Linked DNA regions of Mus musculus: region 1 is linked to region 2. A link is a contact called in ENCODE Hi-C or POLR2A ChIA-PET data. All regions are on one chromosome and are shown on one strand. The core of a region is the stretch at or near the end of the contact, and the rest is flanking DNA. Distances in the headings are between cores, read along the strand shown. Region 1 holds the start of Car5a (carbonic anhydrase 5a, mitochondrial). Region 2 holds the start of Map1lc3b (microtubule-associated protein 1 light chain 3 beta).

Region 1 (4,980 bases), core at 1,218-3,717, 350 kb before region 2:
CCAAGGCCTTTGGTAGCCCCCTCCCCCTCCCCTACTTCACACGGGATATTGTTCCTGGAGACTGTCCCCCTAAGAGCCAAGATGACAGTTAGGGTCCCAGGAGAGCGGCAGCAGTCTGAGTCACAGTGGGTGGCTGTTGGCCTTCTCTGGGTGGGGACAGCAGCAACATCAGGGTAGGCCGATGACACGCTCACTCGTGGCTCTAAAAGTTAGCTCACTCAGTGGGGCCTTGACCTTCCCAGACCTCTGAGCTACCAGACAGAAGAATTCTACAATATCCGAGACTACTCGTCAGGCCTGGGTCTTTAGAAATTAGTAGCGTCCAATTCCTGAGCCCCAGGACCCTTGCCCTTAACCCACTTGGCACCAAGCTGCCCTACAGAGAGAACCTCCCGCGAGCACCTTCCAGGCAGCAGGAAGGAGCCATCTTGGAAGTGAGGGTACCACACCACATGTCAGCACAAACAGCACTGCAAGGAACAGAGATGAGCATGGACCATGGAGCCTATCCGGAAACGAAGTGCACGCTTGTAACCCTGTCAGCCATGGTTGCTTCTCTCCCCCCCCCCCCAGCCCCGCCCCCCCTTCGACATATTTCCTTAGGCAGCAATGACAGCCATGGCACAAACGCCCATGGCAGCTTGTTTCCCCCACTGTGCTGATTGAGAGTTTGGGTGACTGACTGTGTTGCCCAGGCATCCACTGTGCTCCTTGTGTGTGTCCCAGAACGTGAAGAGCAGGGTGACTGCGTGTACCTGAATACCTCCTGCTGGCCCCCACATTTAGCTGCACTTTCTTCCCAGTTCCATCTCCATATTGTTTTTGTGGGATGGGTTCAAAAACGCTTGGGACCCGGTCACTTGCCAGCTAGGGGACACTCCCGACACAGGTCACCACTCTGGGATGCGGGTTCCTCCATGGGCAGAACAGACACAGTGTCAGGGGCTGTCAGGGAACCAGGAAACAAGAAGGTAGCTTAAGGAAATAAAAGGAGTTTATCTGTGCCTGCAAGATGACCCACCTGGTGAAGATGATTGCCTGGTGGCTCTGGGACACACGCTGGCAGACAGAAGTGATTCCCACAAGTTGTCCTCTGCCCTCAACATGTGTCTGCATGCATGTGCACAAAGAAATAAGATGTACTTTAGATGTTTATTCCTTTTGGAAAATCAATTTATTGATTATATAACTGAATGTAAAAATAATAATAATAAAGGCTGCAAGGCAGGGTGGCACTCGCCTTTAATCCTGGCACCTGGGAGGCAGCGGCAGGAGAGCTCTGTGAGTTCGAGGCCAGCCTGGTCTACAGAGCGAGTTCCATGATGTGAGTCTGATGTCACGGATGCCAGGCCTTATATCCACAAAGTACAGATGACTAGGATGAAGGGTGAATGAGCTGTGGGCACCAGAGAGGGAAAGAGGGAAGGGGAGAGAGAGAGAGAGAGAGAGAGAGAGAGAGAGAGAGAGAGAGAGGGAGAGAGAGAGAGAGAGAGAGAGAGAGGAGAAGAGGAAAGGAATTGTGCTTCATATTTTTGTATTGTTTTCAATTTTTGCACTATATATGTATATATACATATGTGTGTATGTATATGTGTGTGTGTGTGTGTGTATATATATATATATATATATATATATATATATATATAAAATTTGAGAAAAGGTTTCATTGTGTAGCCCTGGCTCTCCTAGAACTCACCCTGTAGACCAGGCTGGCCTCGAACTCAGAAATCTGCCTGCCTCTCCCTCCCAAGTGCTGGAATTAAAAGTGTGTGCCACCACTGCCCGGCCAGACTCCAATTTTAAAGCAACAGCAGTGGTGGAAGATCTTACACACACGCCACCCATCCCTGTGGGCTCCTTTGGAAAAAAGCATTGGAGGATGGACAGACTGCTCCTCCAGTCAGAAAGAGGCTCCCTGGGGCTGACCCAAAATTCCAAGTGTCATAGCCAGAGCCACCAAATAGAAGTTGTCCCTACGTGGACCCTTCATGCATGAGAAGAACACTGTTGACATCCATGGCAAACCTCTGGGCAGGACCCAGGGCATCCTGTCTCAGGGGAATACATTGGAATCAAGGCTGCGGAGATGGGCCCCAGGAACCTCCAGCTTCCCTCAGCAATCGGGACACCCGGTCACAGCCCCACTCAGCCAAGGCACTGTGCCTCCACCCCTCCTTATGCTCTTGAACCTGTCCTCTCCTGTCTTGTGTGACAGCTCTGTGCCTGCCCTACATGTCCCCAACACAGGGTCAATACTACAGGGGACAGGGACTTTGCCCTCACCCATCCTTCACATCCTTTCCTGCTGCTCTTGGGGGACCCATGTCAAGTTTAGCACTCTGGCAGGCTTGCCCAGCTGTTTACCAGGCCAAAGCAGTGACCAGAGTGGCCTGTTCCCAGCCAAGGCCACTGGGTCCCCAATCACCCACTCCTGAGCTGGGACAGGCAAGAGTTGAAATTTAACCACTAGGTTCAGAGGTTTTAATGAGTTCCTCAAAAGGACAGAGATGCACCTAACTCTGAGGTGGCCCTGACCAAAGCAAGGGCATACAGTGGGCCACTACCCCGTGCTGCTCAGAGCCAAGATGCTCAGGAGAGACCCCCGCAAGCCCTTAGCCATCCTCAGGCATGTGGGACTTCTCTGTGCCACAGGGCCACAGCGCTGGCGTTTCCAGCATTCCTGTGCAGAGGAACACAGCAACTGTGCCCGTAAGTAGATTCTCATACTGTCCCAGGTGAGATTTAATGGTGGTGCAGTCTTAGGGTGGCTTTAAGAGGCAACATGGTTGGCTTCCGTTCTGATTTGTACAATATCTCTGGTATCTGGTGATCCCAAGTGAGTCATTTAACTCTGTGTAACTCGGGGGCTAAAGGGACTAAGAGGTATTGCAAATAACTAGGGCATGCTCCAAGCCTCCAGCTGGGCCCAAGATGCTTCTGGACATTTGAACTGCCCAAACTGCAGATTTTGGGTTTTAGCATTTGGAAGGGCCAGGCCCGGAGGCCTTCCTGTAGACGAAAGGTGACCTTTGAGAGCTTGAGTAAATGGCCTGCCTCCTTAAACCTCGGTTTCCACATCCACAGGGCAGGCAAGATGGATGCTGTCTGCAGCATCCGGTGGGAAGGCAGTGGGAAGCCCGGTGCACACAGGCTCCTCTGTTCATCCCAGGGTGCCCAGCCTCACACAAACCCCAGGACTGCCCGAGAAGCTGCCAGGCCTGGAGGGTGGGTGGGCAAGCAGCTCTTGCAACCCTGACAGCCTGGTTGCTGAGTGCCCAAAGCCCAGAGACTAGACTAGCAGCGGGAGAGGCTCAAGGCTCCAAGGTCCAAGAACTGGCTGCCCACCACCCTGGGTTTTCGGGCTCACGGCTCTCAGGTTGGAGGCTCGTGGCTCTGAGCTTTAACCCCGGCACTTGGCATCTGCTGTAGCCCTTGGCTCTGACCAGCAGTGAGCAGCCGCAGACAGCACTTGCTAGTGTTACTGTGCAGGAATGTGCCTAGGGTTAGGGATCTTCAGCTCACGACAGGAGTGTGTCAGCTGTAGGTGCCATGCCTACAGTGTCTGAAATTTCACCCTTAAGGTTTGGCAGCTCTCTGGAACTCATCTGGTGACCGAGGCTGGCAGCCTCTTACCTTCCATCTTCATAAGGCCTAATGTCACCAGTGTCCCAACCTGGACACTCTGGGACTCTTCAGCTGTCCTCCTAAGGCAGCTGTGGACACTCCTATCAATACTGCTACCTTCTCCCCTCCCCCCTGCCATACACACACACACACACACACACACACACACACACACACACACACACTCACACACCTCTTACCTGCTCATCCCAAACACAAGGTCACCTGAGAGAAGCCTTCCACACCCCACCCTACCCCAGATGGTGTTTCTGTGTAGTCCTGGCTGTCCTGGGACTCTGTAGACCAAGCTGGCCTTGAACTCAGAGATCCACCTGCCTCTGCCTTGAAAGTGCTGGGATTAAAGGTGTGTGTCACCAGGCCCTGCACGAGGATCTTTTTTTTTTTTCTTTTGATCTAACGTTGCAAAATGAGAGGTCAGAACAGGGAGGGGTCAGTGTCCACCAGCTGACTCCAAAAGGAAACTGATAATTAGTTACACAGCCAGGGATGGGTGTGACAGGTTCTGGACCAATTATAGCACAGCCCTGCATGCAAAGGAAAGAGAGGGCTTGTACCATCACAGGCCATTCTGCTGGGTGTTCACCCCCTCCTCAGCCTGGACCTACACAGTTCCAGGGGTGACTGAAATTCACCAAGGCTGGTCTTGTAATCTGCAGTGCTGGAGAGGTAGAGACAAGCAGATACTAGGGGCTCAGTGGCCAGCAAACCTTGAATAATCTGTGAGTTTCAAGGCAATGAAAGACCCTGTCTGAGAGAGAGAGAGAGAGAGAGAGAGAGAGAGAGAGAAGAAGAAGAAGGAGGAGGAGGAGGAGGAGGAGGAGGAGGAGGAGGAGGAGGAGGGAAGGAATGAAGAGAAAGGAAGGGAGGGAGGAAGGAAGGAAGGAAGGGAGGGAGGGAGGAAGGGAGGGAGGGAGGGAGGAAGGAAGGAAGGAAGGAAGGAAGGAAGGAAGGAAGGAAGGAAGGAAGGAAGGAAGGAAGGAAAAAATGAAGAAACGAAGAAAGTGCAAAGAAAAGACATCTGAAATGGGTGGGTAGGGGAGTGGGGGGAGGGCATGGGGGACTTTTGGGCTAGCATTGGAAATGTAATTGAGGAAAATACGTAATGAAAAAGAAAAAGACGTCTGAGAAATAACCCACAAGATTGCACTCCTCCCTCTGCAAGCATCCAGGCAGGTGGACTCCTCTACACAAAGGTTTAACTCTCAAGGAGAACCATCTACCAACCATTGACAGCTCCTGGCAGCACGTCCCTGGAAGTCTTTTGGGTTCGTTTGGTTGAGACATGGTCTCGCTATGTATCACGGAACTCTCAGGTTGTCCTGAGACTCGCTGTGT
Region 2 (4,580 bases), core at 880-3,379:
GTAGGCAAATGAGCCATACAGATAAAATGTAAAAGAAAAAGTTAAACGCACAGCACCTAAAACCCGGCTCGGCAAGCTCTAGGCCAGCTTGAGCCACAAACAAAACTTGCCAGGCTGTGGTAGCACATGCCTTTATTTAATCCCAGCACTGAAGGCGGATCCCTATCGGAGTTGGAGGCCAGCCTGATCAGGGCTACATAGAGAAACCCTGTCTCAAGAAACAAACAGCCAGCCAGGCACAATGGCACACCTTCAATCCCAGCATTCAGGGGACAGACGTGAAGATCTCTTGAGTTCAAGGCCAGTCCGAGCCACACAATGAGACCCTGTTTAAATCAACCAACCAATCACTGACAGCAGAAACCCCTTGCCTTCATTGAGATGGGAGCAGGGCCAGAGATCTAAGGGCAGAAATGGTTAAAGCTGGTAAGAGGAGACTTGCAGGGTCCACCACAACTATAAAGGGAAAGTCAGGAATAGTTGTCTTTACTAAAGCAAACAAGGGTCCAAACTGAAGGCCTAGAGGATCTGCCCAGCCCTGGCTGGCTGTAGGGCCAGGGAACTAGGAGGCAACCTGCAAGAGCTGAGACACTTTTTAAGCAGACAGCTGTGCAGAGGCCAATAGCCTGTACTGAAGCCACCTAGGTGTGTAGTTGAGAGGGAGGGTCTCGCTGCATCATCTCCAAGGCTGGGACTAAAGGCGTGGATCACCACCCCTGGCAGCAGCAATGCCTTCACAGGGATGGGAATTCTCCCCGGGGCTATTTATTTAGGCTGAGCAAACAAGCTTTCCTGCGGATACACACCCAGTAACCTGGAGTTTAGGACCGTTTTGGGGGTGGGGAAGCAAACACTGGATCACCCCAGAAAAACTCAGTGGAACCACTTGAGAAGCCTGAAATCACGTGATCAGTTCTAAACTTGGGAAATTGGGCGCGTCCTTCTAAGAATCTGCAAGCCTACACGGGCCTCCTGGCTGCCAGTCTCCTTCCTTACAGCACTGGGGATGATCGCTGCTTACTGGAAGTGTAAGAATTTATAACAGAAAGCTAATGGGACTCTGCCACTAGGCGGACCCTGAGCTTCACCGCCCTAAGCCCCACCCAGGTGCTTCAGCTACAAAGGGTCGGTTTGGGGTGAGCCCTACCTAAATCCATCCACCTTGTAAACATTCCCGCAGTCTGGATAGTGGAAACTCTAGAGCTCCAACCTAAATCCCTCCAAACTCACTGGAAAGGAGCAAGACCGGTCCTGGCCTCCTCAAAGGGGCCGCTTTGAACATCTGTGTGGGGAACCTCTCAACTGTCAGTGCCCACCAGTTTAGGTCCAATAAAGTCAAAAAGCAAAGGAAAGCCGCAGCAATCGGATGCCCGCGCTTTCTTCAGAATAGCTGGGTTAGGGAGAGAGGGAAGGCAATCTAGAGAAAAACAATCGCAAGCCAGATGGAGCTTCGGAGAGATTACCCCCGGCCACTCTGGGGACCCGCGTCAGAGCTAATGTTTGTGCACGGCTCATTTTCCCCAACCCACACTCCTTTCTTGAGGGCTGTTCCAGAATAACTTAAGATCAGTACAAGCAAACAAAACAAAACAGCTGTTAAGTTTCCGTTATGAGACAAAGGCCACCCCCCCCTCCACACACACACATATGCCCAAGACGACTTCGGGTGCAAAGGCGGCTGGGTGCTGCTCCGAGGCTTGCGGGGCGCCCGGACCTGGGGCCCACGAAGGACACAGCCAAGCGCGCAGAGCCTGCGGTACCCTACGCCACCGGGGTCGGGCCTCCAGTCCCGCAGGGGACGCCGAGCCCATCGGCGACCGACGGCCAAGGCGACGCTGAGCACCCGAGCTACCCCGGAGACCGAACCCCCCCGAGACCAATATCCCACTGGCTGCGTCGCTCCGGGCCCCGCCGGGTCTCGGCCCCGCAAGACACCACCGGCGTCCGGGCATTCAGCGCTCCCGGCACCCGGATCTCCCATCCCCGGGCCCGCGGGGCTCACCAAAGCTCCGGCGCTGCTTGAAGGTCTTCTCGGACGGCATGGCGCGCGGGGGTCCCGAGCCAGACGATCTGACTCCGGCGACGATCACTTCCCTTGTGTGTGTCTCAGTCCGCAGCCGAGTCAGGTGACTCGCGGCGCGTCACCGAGGGTGGGGCCGAGGGCGGCCCCCGAGAGCGGCCATGACAGGCGTGGCGGAAGCTCGGCGGCGCGCAAGCGTGCACGCGCCCAAGCCATGCGCCTGCGCCTACGCCAGCTACGCTGGGCGCTCGCTGGGCACACGCTGGGCGAGCATCTGTTAACTGTCTGCGTGGGTCGGGCGCTGGTGCGATGGAGTCCTGCAGACTTCATTCCCCTTCAGTCCTTGCATGATCCAGCTGGTGGTCCAATGTCCGCTCCCTTGCCGCTGTATTTGATATTCCTAAATTCTACCCACCCCCAACCCAAATAACAAAAAACTGACTTGTGGTCTTGCCTGCTAAATCTTTACGATTATGGAGACGTCTGGAGACTTATGGTTGGATCTGATCTTGTGGCTCTTCCCCTGCGAGTCTTGTGCTGCCATAAACACAAGTATTTACTCCTAAGTCGAAGTCGCAGAGAAGCAAGGTCTTAGGGACTACAGACTTGTCACTGGAGGGCAAGATCAATGACTTGTTCCAGCAAAAAGAAAGACGATGACAACACCTGCTGTGCAACCTGTCCACTCTCTCTTCCCATAAAAGCCCTTTTATGTGTCTGAGCTTGCTGAGCATGGAATTTGAGGGGCATGGCTCACCTATCTTTCCAGGGTGCTAGCCCATGTGTGCCCTCATTTCCTTACTACCACCTATCACGTTTTTTGTTTTTTTAGATTTTTTTGGTTGGTGAGCAATCAGACTGTGTCCAGGAACTGCAGCAGAGGCCTGATCCCGACAGGATCCACCTTGGAAAGCCACAGAGCACAGTTCTGTCCCAAGAGCTTTATCTCAGCTGTCCCTTCTCAGACAGATCCTTCTACCTCAGGTGACCCCAGGGTGGCTTTATCACAGGCATGTCCTCACTTTGACTCCTGCTGAGCCTGGGCCTGATTACAGGCTAGGACAGGTTTCAGTCTCCTCAGGCCAGGCCAATGGTCAGTCAGCCACGGTTTAGCACTTTCTCTGGGCCTCAAGCTACTTCCTATCTTCAGTTTGTAGGAGCAGGTGACAGACAGGTCTAGAGTGTGGAGCAGCCACCTCACCCCCATCCCACCCCCAGTGATGCCACATCTGAGCCAGCCTTGTGACCCTGCAGACCTACCACCTGACACTGTACTATCCCTACAGCCCAGACTTCCTCCTTTAAATGGAAATAACCTTCTTCAAGTGCTGTTTGTCCAAGGGATCTTCTACATCTCTGTGACCGGGAAAAGCTGAAAACACATTATGGAGTGAAATCCTGAGGGCTGGTTACTTTCCTTTGTTTGCTTGCTTTGCATTGTTAATTGCCCGAACTTTGTTGTTTTGTATGAAGCTTCTGGTCTGAGGTGCAAGAGACCAGGCTAAAAGTCAAAATGGAAGCCAGATCTGGTGTCCCAAGGCATGTCATCCTAGCACACTGGAGACTGAAGCAGGCTTATCAGAAGTTCAAGGCCAAGTGGGACTCGGTGCCTAGGCCTTTATCTCAGTGTCCAGAAGGGAGATGCAGTCTGGTTTCTGTGAGTCTGAAATAGCCTGTTCTACACAACAAATTCCTACATTGTGAGAACCTGTCTCACAAGGAGAAGAAGGGTGGCACGCATGGGACTGGTGAGATGGTCCGGTGGTTAAGAACACTGGCTGCCAGAGAAACCCTGTCTTGAAAAACCAAAAAAAAAAAAAAAAAAACAAAACAAAAAAACCAACCACCACTGGCTGCTCTAGTTGAGGACCTGGATTTGGTTCTCAGACCCACATGGCAGCTCAGCTGTAACTCCCACTCTGGGGGATCTAACATCCTCTTCTGGTCTCCTCAGGCAAGGGCACACACATGGTACATATGTAAACATACAGGCAAACACTCATACACATGAAGTCTTGAAGTAAAAACCTTTAAAAAAGCTGAGCGTGGTGGTGCACGACTTTAATCCCAGCACTCGGGAGGCAGAGGCAGGCAGATTTCTGAGTTCGAGGCCAGCCTGGTCTACAAACTGAGTTCCAAGACAGCCAGGGCTTTACAAAGAAACCCTGTCTGGGTGGGTGGGTGGGGGGGAGACACAACCAACCAACCAACCAACCAAGCCAACAAAGCAATAAAATTCCAAGGTCACCCTCAGCTATCAGATAACTCCCAAGTCCCTCCCTTTGAGACAGGGTCTCTCTGTGAATCCCTGACTGTCCTTGAACTCTCTCTGTAGACCAGAGCTGGAATTAAAAGTTTGAGCCACCATGTCCATTGTAACCCTATATCAAAAGATAAAAGAATGTGGTGGTGGCACACGCTTTTAATCCCAGCAGTTGGGAGGCAGAGGCAGGCAGATTTCTGAGTTTGAGGCCAGCCTGGTCTACAGAGTGAGTTCCAGGACAGCCAGGGCTATACAGAGACACCCTGTCTTGGGGGGAAAAGAAAAAAAGATGGAGTC

The links. A loop is a pair of places that touch in the nucleus more often than their neighbours do. ChIA-PET counts read pairs that join two places held with the same protein, here RNA polymerase II (POLR2A).
Region 1: a loop to region 2 is called in a map of CH12.LX, with 4 times the contacts of the local background. The contact joins the promoter of Car5a here to the promoter of Map1lc3b in region 2. A Hi-C loop is called at or near these places in 1 of 37 maps with a recorded cell type or tissue (CH12.LX). POLR2A ChIA-PET finds 5 or more read pairs at or near these places in 2 of 5 experiments (both embryonic stem cell).

The regions. Positions count from the first base shown.
Region 1 is chr8:121,942,399-121,947,378 of GRCm38, reverse strand. Car5a (carbonic anhydrase 5a, mitochondrial) reads left to right here and starts at 2,467. Exons shown (of 7, transcript NM_007608.2): 1 at 2,467-2,709. The coding sequence starts at 2,586.
Region 2 is chr8:121,587,987-121,592,566 of GRCm38, reverse strand. It overlaps Map1lc3b (microtubule-associated protein 1 light chain 3 beta), which reads right to left and starts at 2,129. Exons shown (of 4, transcript NM_026160.5): 1 at 2,003-2,129. The coding sequence starts at 2,042.